2 separate regions of the Mus musculus genome follow, and region 2 is linked to region 1. A link is a loop called in an ENCODE intact Hi-C map of the cell type or tissue named here. Cell type or tissue: left cerebral cortex. All regions are shown on one strand.

Region 1 (8,000 bases):
TGCCAACATTTAATGTGTCTAATCACAAGAGTCAACCCACTATAAATTATGAAGACTCAAATCCTAGGCAAACAGTTCTGATTGCCAAGATTAATCTATTCATTACCCATATTTAGAAATCAGTCAGCATGAGCTCCATGTTGCAAACTGTGGAACAGATGATTTAAAAGAAAAAAAAAGGAAATAAAGTTTTTATCAGCCATATTCAATGGCTTTCAGAAATGACTAAATCCCTCTTACACATACAAGAGGAATTATACAATTAAGGGTTTTTACACTTTGTCTCCATTCCTAATTAAGATGTTTTAATCTTATTTGAAATGAATTAATTTGAAGGGTTTTATTAAAATATGAAAAGATTTAATTATGTTCCACCTTAATCAGGGTTTTAAAAAAAAAGAAGTCATTTACATAACCATTAATTATTACAAATGGTTTGTAGCTAGTCAGTGATTTCTAAGATGTGAACCTTTAAAATTCTAGAAACATACAATGAATGTGCTTGCTTGTTCAGTAGTTTAATACTTACGTCTGTACGGAGAGCCTTAATATTCTTGCCTCCTTTTCCAATCACTGCTCCAGCATTCTGGAATAGACAAAAAAAAAATTTTGCATTTAGAAAATTAGTATTTTTAAGCTATATTTTTAACTTCTAATGTTTGCACAGCACTGAAAATCTTGAGAAAGAAAAAAATCAAGATGAATAGTTTTATGGTCTTTGGAGTATTCAGAACACCAGGCATGAATATAAAATTCCTAGAAAGCACAGATTACAAGTGCCCTCTTGTAAAAAAACAAACAGAATCTAAACAGTACCTACTTTTATATTGTGACTTGAAATAAGTGATGGGGTAGACTTAAGTAAACTAGTTTCCTGGGGAAATAAGATGCAACCAACACTTAAAACCTGTGTCTACAGTTACTCCACTCATCTCTCTAGCTGATCTGTGGTGGACCCTGGTAATAGGGCTTTCACCATTAAAATTTCAGCACTACCGGCAGTTCTGAAATCTGCTTATCATTAAGAACCACAACTAAATGTGATAGCGCACACTCGGAATCCCAGTAATCAAAGACAGAGGATCAAGAGCTCAAGGCCCGCCTCACCTGTGAGGGGTCTCAAAACAAATGAACCCTTTAAAAACCTTTTATTCAACGTGTTATAAAATTCTGAAAGGTTTCCAGAGCCAAAGCAGAGTTCAAAGTGAAAAAGCATCCATTTATATTTAACTACTAACCAACCTCCAAATTTTAAAGAGCTTATACCTTGCTCTGAAGCAAAATGCGCAATTCAACCATCTCATCAGTATTTCTAGATCTTTTAAAGGCTTGCTCCTCTTCCATATCTTCTGCAGGGCGTTTACCTAGAAATTAAAGTTTAAATTTTCAATTAGAAACATCCCCCAAGAAAGGGTAATTGAAGCCACTTTTTAAGTCCCTGCCTTTGTCTCCCTAATATCCCTAATATCAAAGGCCTTATTTTAATAAGTATTTCAAAGGATTAAAATGTTGGTTGGAAAAACTGTACTGCTTTTTAACCTGTGCAAGAAAAGGTTACTTCTTTTCATAAAAACCAACAGACAAACTCAAGACTACAAAAAAATGAAACTATATAAGAGGTAAACAGAACATATCAAAAACATTTATGGTAATTAAAGTAACAGAACAGAAAATACTAATTGGTTATAATTAAAGTATCTTCTCACCAAATTCACCATTGGTTTCGGTGTTGGGGAAGGTTTCTTCTGGCTGTTCGGTCTCCATTTTCTTGAATTAAATGGATCCACCAATCTGTTGAAAAATAAAGAAGCTAGCTAGTACATTGGCTTATCAGAAAGCAAACACTCTTTTGCTTAAAATCTTCCAAAAAAAAAAAAAAAAAAAAAGGATTCTGCTTCCAGCACACACAAGTGACATCCTAGTGCTACAGTAGTATATAAAAACAAGGTCTGATTCGAGGAAACTAAAATATTCCTAAAAGTGAACTGTTTTTAAAAACTATAATTGAGGAGAGACAGGCATAATGGACTTCTTTTAGACTAGATTGTCTCAATGAAGCACACCCTAACCACCTCCACCACCAGAGCCTTGCGCCCCCCCCCCCCGCAAGGGGTGTGGGGGACCAGTAATTCCGTCCTCAGCAACTTGCTTCATTTCATTACAACGGAAAAACTAGTCGACATATAATTTTGTTCACGAGACTAATTCTTGAAAAGACCACGTCTTATCACAAAACTAGTGTTATAGTAGGGCTAGTAGTAATTTTTTCCCCGCCTTTGGTCGTGACTGACAACACTAATCAATGAAATCTGCCAACTTTAAAAAACTTAGCGGCAAATACAAGGTACATTGAACTTTCAGACACAGAAATCTAAAGAACCAGATGGAAACGACCACCATTATTCAGCAAAGCCACGGAATCTTTAATCACCAACACCATTATTTTAGGCAACGTAAAAAAGGCTATTTCCCAACAATTTTACCTCTAACCCAACTCTCCAAGACTGCAACCAAACCATCACAACTGGTCCAGTTAACTCGTAGTCCTACCAAAGCCAAGGACCAACACAGGATCTTAAAGTCGAGGCATCACCCTCATGCCTTCTCCTATTCCAAAACGCCGGCAGCAAATGACGATCCCTCTGGGGACCACTTTAAATGCAGAGATCGGCCGGCCACTCCGCTAAACCCCCGGCCGCGGGGGTAAATGGATTCAGGCAAATCAGCCGGGTCTACGCACACAAACAGGCCCAGCCAGCCCTCTCGTCCCGCGGCCGCTGTTCCCACAGCGCGCTGGTGTTAACAGGTCCGCCGAGCGAGACCGACCGCGCGCGCTCGCCTCCCGCCCACGGGCCGGGCCTGGAAGCAGCGGCCAGCGACCGTCGCCGAGCGGCGAGCCTCTCCTCACCCGGATCCGACAGGAAATGGCGGCCCGCGTAATGGCGACTACGTGCGACTAGGCGGAGTCGCGCGAGACCCCCCTCCCCCACCCAGCACGCGGGCTCGCGAGCGCCCGTCCCCCGCACCTCCCCCACCACCCGAGACAAAGCCGCCGCGGCCGCCCCATCGGCCCCGCCGCGCAGCACCCCCCACCCCGGAGGTGGGGTGAGGAGGGAGGCCCACGCCGTGGAGGGACAAAGGGCGGCCGGGGCGCACACACACACACCACACCCGCGAGTCCACCGGACGGCCCGGCGCTCCCTCCACACGGGGCGCCCGCGTCGCAAACCCACAGGCCTCTCCTTCCCGGGTCCCTCAAGCCACCTAGCGCCGGCACGCCAACCGCAGGGGCACGCTCGGGGAAATGGCGGCGGTGGGGGGAGGGGAACCCGGGCAACGTTCCCCGGCGGGCCACGGCCGCCCCGAACGCCACCCCGGACAGCCGACTACGGCGTCCGACCCCGCTCCAGCCAGCGCGACCCGCCCGTCCCGCTCACCGCGCGAGTCCGCCGTTGCCTCCCGGCCGCGCCGCCTCCGACGGTCGGTCACTGCTAGACAGAGAACGAGGACAAACCCCCTCCCACTTCAGCGTCGCGCCCCATTGGCTGCCCAGGCTTCGGCGGTGGTGCGAGCGCGAAGCGATTGGCCCGTGGCCGCGTCAATTACGGCGCCGAGAACCCCGCCTTCCGCCGGCGACTCCCTTTGGGCTGGAAGGCCGCGGGCCTGAGAAAACTCGGGCATGGGGATAGCCCAAGCCGCCATCCCGGGGCGCCAACCCGCTCCGGGGACTCGCTACCCCGAAGCCCTAGCCCACCCAGATACCTACAGGCCGCAATCGAGTGGGAGACGAGCACGACGGCGACGTCCGTGCAGCGGAGAAGCAGAGGATAATGGCGTCTGCAGCGCTGTCGCCTGTAGCGCCCTCCTCCTTTCTCGTTCGCGCACTCTGTGGTGAGGGGGAGGGGAGTAGTGACAGACCTCTCGCGAGACTTCAGCGGCGCTGCTCACGTGTGCCGGGAGGGGCGACTGCGGGGGGATTTTCGAGCCCCGAGGGAGTTTGGCGCGATTGGAGGAGGGACGGTCGCCCCGTGAGCGCCCGATTGGGCGGGAAGAAGTGAAAGAGGGAAAAGAGAACCCAGCTGGGAACGGGAGAGGGAGAGCGGCGCGCGGCCCTGGGATCACGCTGCGGTGCGAGGCGAGGCGAGGCGAGGCGGGAAGGCCAGGTCGGTCGGTGCTCCGCCCGGGTTCCGCAGCTACCCGTTGTCGCGTCTCGCTCGCCCCCTCCCTCCCCGGCGCTGCGGGCTCTGCGCCCCCTCCGCGGCGCCCGGGAAACCCGCTGTGCTAACGGCTCCCCCGGCGGGGAGGGCGGGGGAGGGCTGGAAGCGGCGCCCGCTCCCAGGGAGCCCGGGGCTTACTTCCGTGTTGGGCCGGTGCGATGCAGACCCCCCGGGAACGCCGCGTAGGGAATGCCCGCGCGTCCGTGCTGCAGCGCTCCCTGGGACCCTCCCTGAGAAAGCTCGCAGGCACACTGCCCCGCCATGGCTGCCCCACCAGGGGAAGGGAGGGTCACTGCGGGTGCTCGCCTCGCTCCTCATCCTCACAGCAGAGCTCCACGGTCCCCAGACTCTGGCTGATGTCCGGATGTCAGCCTGTAGGGGTGACCTCCAGTTAGCGAGGCGTGTGTGCGAGCGCACCCTGTCCTACCTTTCCCTCGAATAATCCCAAAATGTGCACACCGGCCAGCACCCTGTAAATCGCTCCGTTACAGAGCGGTCGAGCCATCCTTTACCTAACTGACAGAAGAGACTGGGGCTTGAGGATCTGGTGAGGGGGCTCTCGTTCTGAGACAGCCTAGTGTAGCCCTGGCTGTCGTGGGATCCTGTAGATCTCCTGCCGCTGCCTCTCAAACGCTGGCATTAAAAGCGTGTGCCCCCACTCCTGGCTCAAGATTTTTCATATGGTGGTTTTTGACCCGGAGGGTCTCTCAAGAGATCCACCTGCCTCGTCCTCCCAAAGCAGGGATTAAAGGCAAGCGTAACCATGGCCAGCTAAAGTTAGTATTTCTTTTTTTCTTTTTCTTTTTTTTTTTTTTTTTTCCGAGACAGGGTTTCTCTGTGTAGTCTTGGCTGTCCTGGAACTCTGTAGACCAGGCTGGCCTCGAACTCAGAAATCCAATGCCTCTGCCTCCCAAGTGCTGGGAGTAAAAGCGTGTGCCACCACTGCCCGGCAAGTTAGTATTTCTAGTACAACATTTTTTTTTTCCGAGGCAAGGTTTCTCCGTGTAACCCTGGCTGGTCTGGAACTCAGAGATCCCCCTGTCTCTGCCTCCCGAGTGCTGAGATTATTGCCTGCATAGCCGCCTCCACCACCCCGCTAACAACTTTTTTTGTAAATGAGAAGTGGGAATCTAAAGGAAACTACAGAAATTGTCTTGACTAGTCTCTAGTGAGAAGTTGCTTCCTCAAGATTTCATGGCAGGATTGTTCTTGCGCCCACCCCCACCCCCCAGTTATACCTGTTTGTTTTCTTCTCTCACTTTTTTAGGTTTTCTCTTTGAGTAATCAAAGTGTCTTTTGTCCGTCCTTCATTTTCTATTTAGAGTTGGAGGTTTTCAATTCCTTATTAAAACCTCAGACTGTAGCTCAGTGGTGTAGCACACTGAGTGCGGAGGCCCTGGATTTGGGTGTCACAACAAAGCCCATGCCACTTTGTTTCCTTTAGTGGCTCCTGGGTAACCATTAACCTAATGCTTTAGTATCAATTTGGATTCAGTATGACTTAGCTGTGAGATTTAATATAATTTCAACAGTTCAGTAGCTGGCTGAGAAAATATTTGAAATACTGTAGGCACCATACCCCGAGTTCTGTCCTGTTTGCCACTTTGTGCTGACAATTCAATGCTTATTACAGTACTTTGAATACATTGTGGGTTTTGTTTTATGTGTGAGGGAGTTTTTTGAAAAGTAGAATAAACTATGATGGTTCATGCCTTTGATCATAGCAGCTGGGAAGCAGAGATGTGAATCTGTGAGTTCTAGGTCAGCCAGAGCTACATAGTCAAACTGTCTCAAGAAACAAACAAAACTAAGGTAAGAGGGCAGACAGGTGAGATGGAGCAGTGGGTGAAGGTGTTGGCTGCCAAGGTAAATTTCATCTCCAGGATGGGGGAAGACCAGACCTTACTCTCTTGACCTCTAACCTCCACACATGTGTATATAATGAAAAAAAGTTTTAAAAAGTATTGAGGATAGAAACCATATTCAAGATGACAGAACAGAGCTGGGTTAGAGACTCCTAAGTGGGATTTTCTCTCTAGTTTTATTTTTATTTATTTTTTCCTCAAGATAAGGGTTTCTCAGTGTACCCCTGGCTGGAACTTCTTCTGTAGACCCAGGCAGTCCTCAAACCCTGAGATTTGCTTGCCTCTGCCTTCTGAGTGCTGGGAATAAAGGCATGTGCCACCAGCCAAGCTTTGTGGCTACTTCTTATGTCAACAGTAATATAACGGTTTTATCCCTATAAAAGGTAAGGTCTATTACCTTCCCAGAACTCTAAAGTCATCTTAGTGTCTTTAACAAGTTAAAATGGTGTTAGAAGTAAGTGCTTATTTATTTATTTATTTATTTAAACATTTTGTAGTGTGACTAAGTGGGAGCCAGGGGATAACCCTGTGGGACAACCCTGTGCAGAGTTCTCTTCTACCCTATTGGACCATAGGAGTAGACTCATCGTTACATTTAGTGGCAGGTACCTTTACCTGCTAAGCCATCTTTCTTAGCCCAACTTATTTTTTAAAGGAAAATAATAGAAACATAAAATGGATATAAATCTTTGTTACTGATTTAAGATCTCAGCTATTGATTGAATGCCACATACAATATCTAGGAATGGTGTTCTATTAAAAAAATCTGAATCTGATTAAAAATTAATCATTGAGCCAAGTATGCCTAAACCTTAGTGGTAATTAGCAGAATTTTCCTACTTGGTTCTGTTTAAGTCTTAGTAGTTTTTAGAATGTAAATATGTATTAGTAGCCAAATATCAGGTACAAAGGTTAATAAAAGTATTTTTTCTTACTATAAAAGTGGTGAGGATTAAGTTTTGTAACTTTATATGTTGCTATTATGCTAAGGAAATACGAATATATTTTTCACGTCATTAAATAGTCCCTAAAAAATGTTAGAGCTGGGTGTGATGGTATATTCCTTTAATCCCAGAACTTGGGAGGCAGGTTCGAATAGATCTCAGTGGAGACCAGTCTGGTCTGCATAGAGAGGTCCAAAGTCGCATAAAAGGAGAGGCCCTGTCTCAACAAAACAAAACAAAACAAAACTTGAAGGTCTAGAGGGATGGTTCCTGGTCTAAGAACTTAACTGCTCTTCCAGAGGATTGGAGTAACTCCCAGCAGTGTGTAATATCCAACTCCAAGGGACCTGACCCCCACCTCCTTGAGCATCTGCACTTGTGCACATGCCTCCACCTCCCCACATATACCTTATACCACCCCACACACTTAAACATGTTTAAAAATCTGAAGACTACACAGCCTTCTATTTCATAGACATAATGTATGTTTTTGCTTGATAACATTCAAACCCCCTCAAATATATAAATATTGATAAGCTTTGTCAGATAAGCATTCCAGTGTCTTTTGTTCCTCTTCCCTCATCCCTCTCCTCTTTCCTCCTAAATCCTAGAGATTGAGCCCAAGGCTGCAGATACACCTGTTCTTGTCTTTATTTCTGATCTTTTAATATTGGTTCTGGAAAGTAAAAGGTGTGTGTTACAGGATATAAACTTAATGTTCAATTTAAAAGACCTCTTTTTCCAAGTTGTTTTTCTTGTACTGAGGGGACTGTTGTTTGTCTATCAGCAAATGGGAAATTGTGTGTCCTAGCTGACCCTTTGCTGTCTGCCATGACTGTGGTAAGACACTTTTACAAGGGAGAGGGTATTATGCCTAACCAAGAGCAAGTGGGTCCCAGGCTGCCCTATCTCCTATGCTTGCCTTCCTCAGCAGCTAAAGGCACTTGCCACCAAGTCTGACACCATAGTTTTGA
Region 2 (8,000 bases), 190 kb after region 1:
CAACTGATTCTTCAGTCCCAGCTAACCAGAACCACAGAATAATCAAACTCCAAAATAGCAATGTCCCTGAAAAGAGTCTTTAATTTTCCCTCTGAAACTTCACAAGCCAGGCCTCCATCTTCTGCACTGTTCTCAACATTATCTTCCAAGCTCCTACACAACATCTGACAGAGCTCTTAACAACGGATGGATCTTCAAGCCCAAAGTTCCAAAGTCCTTTCACAGTCCTCCCCAAAACATGGTCAGGTCGTCACAGGAATACCCCACTTCTGGTACCAATTTGTCTTAGTCAGGGTTTCTATTCCTGCACAAACATCATGACCAAGAAGCAAGTTGGGGAGGAAAGGGTTTATTCGGCTTACACTTCCATACTGCTGTTCATCACCAAGGAAGTCAGGACTGGAACTCAAGCAGGTCAGGAAGCAGGAGCCAATGCAGAGGCCATGGAGGGATGTTCTTTACTGGCTTGCCTCACCTGGCTTGCTCAGCCTGCTTTCTTATAGAACCCAAGACTACCAGCCCAGAGATGGTCTCACCCACAAGGGGCCTTTCCCCCTTGATCACTAATTGAGAAAATGCCTTACAGTTGTATCTCATGGAGGCATTTCCTCAACTGAAGCTCCTTTCTCTATGATAACTCCAGCTGTGTCAAGTTGACACAAAAATAGCCAGTACAGACACCCAAATCACCCTCAACTCTGTTATCATCTCCCAGTCAGTACGGGACTCTGTACATTTCCATTCCGCGCCACCACCTGCTCACCACCGCTGCCTGCTCAGCCCCCTGCACAGGCCTCTGTGTGCATTCCCGCTGAGTGTCCTCGTTCAGCATCGCCCAAACCCCATCGCTGCCAAAGCCACTGCTGATTGGCCTGCACACTCGTGTTACAGCTGTGAAATAGGAAGTTTTGCTTTGTTCTTTTGTCAAACAATTGAGAGCAACTGTAGCAAAAACAAGCTGTAAACATGGAGGCTTCCCATACATCCTCACACGGTCCATCCTTTGCTGCCCACATCCTCCACTTGTTACCTCAGATGAACCTACTACATTGATGACCACACAGGTCCCATCATTTCCCTCCATGGTTGTGACGTGTGCTCTTGACCATCAGCTTATTACATCTAGAAACCCAAGTGGCTCTGTCTACCATGAGGGATTTTTTTTTCTTCTTCTTAATTAAACTATTTGAAGTGGGAAGACCCAGTTTTAATCTGAATCTTTGGAAGTGGGAAGATCCACCTTAAGTCTGGGCCACACCTTCTGCTGGCAGCCAACTTAAAGGGCAAGGAAGAAGGAAGCTTGCTCTTTGCCTGCTTGCTCTGGCTCTCTCTAGCAAACCCATCCCTTCACTGGCCTTGAGCCTACTTCCTCAGGGTTCCAGTGTACACTGGAGACCAGCTGAGACATCCAGCTTCCGGGATTGAACAACTGCTGGATTCTTAGACTTTCCCTTGGTAGACAGCATCATTGGACTAGCTGGCCCAGAGCCTGTAACCCAGTCTAATACCGCTCCACCCCCATATATTCATTTTATAAGTTCTATCCCCATAGAGAACCCTAATAGAAAGGTCATTTTCTTTCTTTCTTTCTTTTTTTTTTTTTTTTTTTTTTTTTTTTTTTTTTGGTTTTTCGAGACAGGGTTTCTCTGTGTAGCCCTGGCTGTCCTGGAATTCACTTTGTAGTCCAGGCTGGCCTCGAACTCAGAAATCCGCCTGCCTCTGCCTCCCAAGTGCTGGGACTAAAGGCATGCGCCACCACGCCCGGCCCAAAGGTCGTTTTCTAGTGTGCTCAAATCTATGTTTGGATCTTCACCTCCATAGTGTTGTTCAGAGTGCTTACAGCGCCCTGAGAGTCCCGATGCTCACCCCAACTTCCTCTCTGAGCCCTGGAAACCACTATCTCTTCATCTCTCTAAGGTTTTGCCTTTTTCTCCTCAGGATGATGCTACTGGCATGGTACAGGGTTGCCCCCATCATAAACTGGATTCTTTCACTCCATAATATGCACGTGTGGTTCCTTGAGTCCTGTTTATGACCTTGTTGTTTGCTTCTTTCTAGCTCTGAAAAATATTGCCCTATCTGGTCTGATTGTGGTTTTTTTTTTTCAGTTTTACGGGTGGGTATCTCAGATGCTTCCAGAGTTTTCTGATTATGAATAAAAGCCACCGTAGGCACGGTTTTCATGTGGACTAGTTTGGTTGCCAGAGGACACCCGTTGCACAAACACTGCACAATATATCAAATGAGATAAACAGTAAAGCAAGATGAACAGTGTAATCCAACATGGATAGCACGAGACTGTGTCTGCATAAACACGGGCCATGCTCCAAGGTATAGCAAATTTCTCCTACTTCACCCCAACTTTCATCTTCCGGTTTTTGCTGCAATAATTTTCCTAGTTTTAGGTACTCTTTAGGACTGCTTTTCAAGAGGATGATCCACATGAGCAATTACTTGCTTTGTTTTTTCCAGCAGTGGAAGGAATTCCGCCTAAATCTAGGATACAAATGAAGCAGCATGGAGCTCCTTGCCAGACATGGTGGTCCACGTCTGTAATCCCACCACTTGGGATGCTGAAGCCAGGGCATCAGGAGTTCGAGGCCATCCTCTGCCGCATATTGAATATGATGTGAACTTGGGTCACATGAGACCCTGTTCCTTCCAAACAAACAATTAAAAAAAAAACAAAACTCTCCACCACCACCATCAAAAGCCCCCAAGACCTGTGCAAGCTAAGGATTTAGGTTCGATGGAACCAAGGGAGAGGCACCTCTCTTGCCTCTCTTGCCTCCCTCCCTTAGCATACCGGTGCTTTTTGTATTTGACAGGAAGTCTCACACCAGGCTAGACCTGACTCCTGTCTCTGCCTCTTAGTAACTGGGGCTACAAAGCTGAGGGTCCATGCTTGCCTAGGCCTTTTGCCTTGAGATGGCTTCCCTTTTTGGGGAAGTCTGTGGCTGGTCTGCAAAAGTGAAGTCTCATTGTTAGGGTGCGCGTGTTTTCTTTCTGGCTCTGCCCTAGACACACTAACCACACTCACAGGCAGTGCAGTTTTCTCCATGGTAACAGGTCCTTGATCATCCTCCACACCTGCCCTACCTGTTTGGCGTGTCCTTGTTCCCCGCTTTGTACAACTCTGTTCCTGACTGTGCTGTTTCCTGGAGTGTTCTGCCGTTCAAGGTCTTCATCCTAGGAAAAAGCAGAGTGAAAAACACCGTGTCAGAGCCCAACACAAGGGTCCTTCCCTTTCCGGGGGGAGTCCTGAAGAGTGGCAGAAGCCAGACTCCGTGTTTAGATGAGGCACCCGGTTCAAGGAAGTGCCAGGGAAAAAGGATGGGCCCAAGGAAAAAGGATGAACCTTGCTTTGTTTTGCTCTGATGGGACCGACCAATGTGCTGCACGTTGAGGAAGGACTGCAGCTTCCCACCTTAGGCCCTGATGCACGGCCTTTACCAGGTTGGGGTCCTAATGTTTCAGCTGGGCAGGTCAGTCACCCCTCAGGAAGGCAGATCGACCTTTAAACCATGCTCAATCGATAGAAGAAATAATTATCCCTTTAATGAGATAGCATACTCGTCAACCCCAGAATTCCTGGCCCTAGCGCGGGCGCATACAGAGCCCCAGCATCACGCCGCAGCTTCCTAAATCTGAATAAATTTGAGAAGCAAAACCTTGCTTTTTCTTTCCCTCTTTTTTGTGCTTCTGCCCATGATTTCCCTAACACTTCCCGCTTTCTCAGAAGTTCCCTTCTGGCAGAGTGGCTGCTTGCCCACATGCTGCTCCTGCGAAGTTGTCATGGCTGCGTCTCTCTCTTCCAGTAGACCGAGATTTACAGTTGGCTCTCATGGAGTTTTAATCTTAAACTCTAATAAAATCATCCTTATGGGTCTGTTCTTAAGTCTCCCTCCCTCCCTCCCTTCCTCCCTCCCTCCTTCTCTCTCTCTCTCTCTCTGTCTCTCTCTCTCTGTCTCTTCCTCCCTCCCTCCCTCTTTCCTTTCTTTCTCTCCTTTTCTGTCTTCCTCCTCCCTTTTCCTGCCCCTGCCTCCTCCTCCTCCTCTGTTATTTTGAAGCCTGGACTCACTATGTGGTCCCGGCTGGCCTTGAACTAACAGATATCTGACAGCCTCTGTCTCCTGAGTCCTGAGTCCTGGATTGAGCATTGCCACTCCCATCTTGAAATTCTTGCAAGGAGATTAAAACCACAAGAGGGCACCGCAATCTCCCTGTAACATGTGGCACCTCTGATGGGTCTCCCCAGAATTCCTGGTAGTGGGAGGAAATGTATGTTTATACAGAGAACGGAAAGAGGGCAGAGACGTGTAGCCCTGGGAACTCTACTTCTCTCCTGTGTTCATGAGTTCTTACACTTTCCTTAACGCTAAATTGAAAACAACAGGGCCTGGGATGCTGGATTACATGAGTGAATAAACCAGGGTCTCTAATTACACACGCGCGCCTCGGCAGGTCGTACCACCCTGAACTTCAGGCGTCTATTCACACAGCAGTGTGCTCTTTCTGGCTCTCTGCAGAACCCTGGGGTTTTCTCACTGGTGGAGCCAGCTTCATTTTCTCTCTTTTGTAGGCTGCAGCCTTCTGATGCCCCCTGCTGGCAGCACCTGAGATCTTTGCTGAAGGAATTGAGAATGGGGGTTTTAAGTCAATGAACATGGAGAGTGCTGTTGTATTTGGGGGTGGAGTGCTCCCTGTTCTGCACGCGCACAGAGGAACCCTGGGTGTGTTTCCCTTGTGTTCTCGATTGCTCTGTCCAGTGGTTTACAGCTTGGTCGTTGTATTTCCAGGAAGAAAATCATCGAGGATTTGAAACAGAAAAAGGAGTTATTGTGGGTGTAGGTGGGTGGGTGGTAAACAGCCAGCTTTTCTCTTTCTCTGTAAATTGGAACTGTGGGTCTGTAAAAGAAGCTAATAACCACCCATTAGCCAACATTTCGTTCTATTTATTAAGCAGATTACTGACGCCTCTGTACCTAACACCTATAAGAATGCCTGTCCTCAGGGCAAAACCTCGAAGTACGCCGGCTCAGTGGGGGAGTCGTGGGAACCACGTGTATGTTTCTAAGCAATGAAGCAGGGGCCTAAACCACTCATATGCATAAAATGAATAAAACTTTAAAAGATGTTAAAACATATTTCTGATAGAGTGTATATACACTATTAGCAGTTAAAAATAAAACACTGAGGTCGGGGAAAGTTAATACATTGTGGGAATCCTTTCTTCTTGGTCCCTGGGAGTGTAGTGAGCTGTGCTTTTCTCAAGCTCATGCTAGCCTTTAATCTCAGCACTCAGGAGGCAGAGGCAGACGGATTCCTGAGTTCGAGACCAGCCTGGTCTACAGAGTGAGTTCCAGGACAGCCGGGGCTGCAGAGAAACCCTGTCTCGAAAAACAAAAAACCAAAAAAGCAAAAAACAAACAAAACAAAAATAGCTTATGCTGAAGTCTTCCCTTCCCATCCCCTGCTTAATGAATCTATAAATTAAGAAATAGTTATTTAAGAAGTTTTCCAGGTGTGTTGCCTTACATGTTTAATCCCAGCCGGGAGGCAGAGACAGGTGGATCTCTGTGAGTTCAAGGCCAGCCTAGTCTACAAAGTAAGTTCCAGGACAGCCAGGGCTACATAGCTAAATCCTATCTCAAAAATCTATTTATTTGTTTATTATTTTATTTTAGGTGTGAGTGCTTCACACACACACACATCCGTAGTTTCCATGGAGGCCAGAAGAGGGCACCAGATCCACGGAACTGGAGGTGCTCAGAACCCAATGGTTCCTCTGCGGGAGCACCCAGCTCTCTTAACCTCTGAGCCATCTTTTTAGCCCCTTAAGGAACAATTTTAAGTGGACAAATTCGTGAGCATAGGAGCCCCTTCACCTTAGTTGCACATTGGGAAGTCTTGGGTTTGCCTCTGGAGCTGTCCATACTATAGTACGGAAGACTAGTGGAAGAGACCTAGGTGTCCAGGAGCCGAGGCTCCAGCCCTGTGCTGAGTAACATTGTTATCGTTTAGATTCTTAAACAAGAAGCAGGTGTGGACTGTCTGCTTAGCTGTCTATTTCAAGGTTTCTCTAACAGGGTTGCTTTTTCCCATAAGTCATAAGTCCTAGTTATATTAACATGAACGTCATGGCTTCCTACACCAGCGTGTTGCTGTGCAGCGTCCACTTTGGGGTTCCACTCCACCCGAGCTGTTGGGACAGCAGCTGAGGTGACCCTGCCTCCCCAGCTCCACTAGGCAGCTAGCCTGGCCTTAGTAGACTGCGCCCTCACCATGAAAGCTTTGGGTTCCAGCTTTCATGTACAAAATGTATAAAGATGGAGATCTCAGGGAAGCTCCTATCTTTGGTCAGAAGAATAGGATCTGGGAGCCAAAGAGATGGCTCAGTGCTTAAGAACACTGGCTGTTCTTGCAGAGAACTGGGTTCAATTCCCAACGTAAGATGAGAATGTCATATACTAACTGTGGTCCTGAAAAAAGCTAATCCAACTGCCTCACTAATCACCTTGCTGGAACACTCCGACGACGTATTTGAAACGTGTGCTGGTTTACCATTGTCTGCTTTGCTACTCTAAAAACTTCACGAAACTGTTTGGGGTAACCTAAATCTCTGTTCCTAGGCTGTGGCCACTCGTACTTGGCTCCAGAATAAATGTCCTCTTCCCTTTTGAGGGCTGGTTTGCTTGTCTGTGTTTGTCTCTCCCTTCCACCCGTCTGAGCTATTCCAAACGCCACTGCCACGGGAAACGAATACAAACAAGTGCTGCAGAATGTGGTAACTGCAAGAAAACAAAGAAACCTAACCAAGCCCTCTTGTGATAGCAGCTTGGCAGCTGGCACTGCCTAGGAGACGAGCTTCCAGGCACACAGGTGAAGGTGATGTTGGTCAGGTTAGCTGAGGTGGGAAGACCCACAGTAAGAGAGAGAGCAACAAGGCTCCCTGAACAGCAGGAGAGGAAGAAGCGAGACTCTGACCAGCATTCAAGTTCCTGATTATGGGTGCCATGTGATCACGTGACCACGTGCTTCGAGCCCTTGCTGCCTTGATGTCTCTCCCACTGGGAGTTCCAGGGTTAAGTCCTTTCTTTCCTAAACTGCTGAATTTTTGTTTGTTTGTTTGTTTGTTTAAGATTTTATTTTATGCCAGGCAGTGGTGGTGCACGCCTTTAATCTCAGCACTTGGGAGGCAGAGGCAGGCAGATTTCTGAGTTCGAGGCCAGCCTGGTCTACAAAGTGAGCTCCAGGACAGCCAGGGCTACACTGAGAAACCCTGTCTCGAAAAACCAACCAACCAAACAAACAAACAAACAAAAACAAACAAACAAACAAAAAAAACCAACCAAACAAACAAAAAAACCCTAAAATAAAAAATAAAAAAATTATTTTATATGTGTGAATATACTTTAGTTGTTTTCAGACACACCAGAAGAAGGCATCAGATCCCATTACAGATGTCTATGAGCCACCTTGTGATTACTGGGAATTGAACTCAGGACCTCTGGAAAAGCAGGCACTGTTCTTAACCACTGAGCCATCTCTCCAGCCCCCGTTTTTTGGTTTTTTGTTTGTTTTGTTTTGTTTTGTTTTGTTTTGTTTTGTTTGAGACAGGAGTCTCTATGTAGCTCTGACTGCTCTAGAACTGAACGTGTAGAGCAGACTGGCCTTGAACTCAGCCTCCACCTCCCTGTTGGGATTAAAGGCGTATGCCACCAACAGGCCCAAACACTTTTGTCAGTGTATTCTATCATAGTGACAGGAATTAGTGTAAAAGATATCTTGGGACTCTAGGGAAAAAAAAAAAAAAAGACCCCAAACAACCCACTTGTTGAACTGAGGCGTGCTGTTGCTTTTCTGGTGACTACGGAGAAATCAGTCACGCTTGTGAACCCAAAAGGAACTCCAGACTGACCGAGTAGGGCAAGGTTAGTCGTGATGGTTGCAGGCATGCACACGTATGGGCGGTAGTGAGGTTTCCAGCAAGTGGAAGC

Evidence for each region. Hi-C counts contacts between places; a loop is a spot of excess contacts. Peaks named below come from ENCODE experiments on the same cell type or tissue, not always from the same donor. Only the 100,000 strongest peaks of a DNase experiment are listed, where the experiment ranks them.
Region 2: it touches region 1 in a loop (6-fold over the local background); 4 of 42 quality-filtered maps call a loop at or near these places.

Annotation. Positions count from the first base shown.
Region 1 is chr13:58,398,627-58,406,626 of GRCm38, forward strand. Hnrnpk (heterogeneous nuclear ribonucleoprotein K) reads right to left here and starts at 3,886. Exons shown (of 16, transcript NM_025279.3): 1 at 3,767-3,886; 2 at 1,707-1,791; 3 at 1,267-1,364; 4 at 530-586. The coding sequence starts at 1,764. It overlaps Rmi1 (RecQ mediated genome instability 1), which reads left to right and starts at 3,971. Exons shown (of 3, transcript NM_028904.3): 1 at 3,971-4,163. In left cerebral cortex, CTCF peaks have their summits at 3,211 and 3,846; DNase peaks (open chromatin) are centred at 2,962, 3,605 and 3,915; H3K4me3 peaks cover 3,182 bases; H3K27ac peaks cover 2,171 bases.
Region 2 is chr13:58,585,083-58,593,082 of GRCm38, forward strand. It overlaps Slc28a3 (solute carrier family 28 (sodium-coupled nucleoside transporter), member 3), which reads right to left. Exons shown (of 18, transcript NM_022317.3): 2 at 3,100-3,189. Among named protein-coding and RNA genes, the nearest start is that of Slc28a3, 22 kb to the right of the region's middle. In left cerebral cortex, CTCF peaks have their summits at 4,603 (motif pointing left) and 5,745 (motif pointing right); DNase peaks (open chromatin) are centred at 3,076, 3,746, 4,253, 4,588 and 1 more place; H3K4me3 peaks cover 293 bases.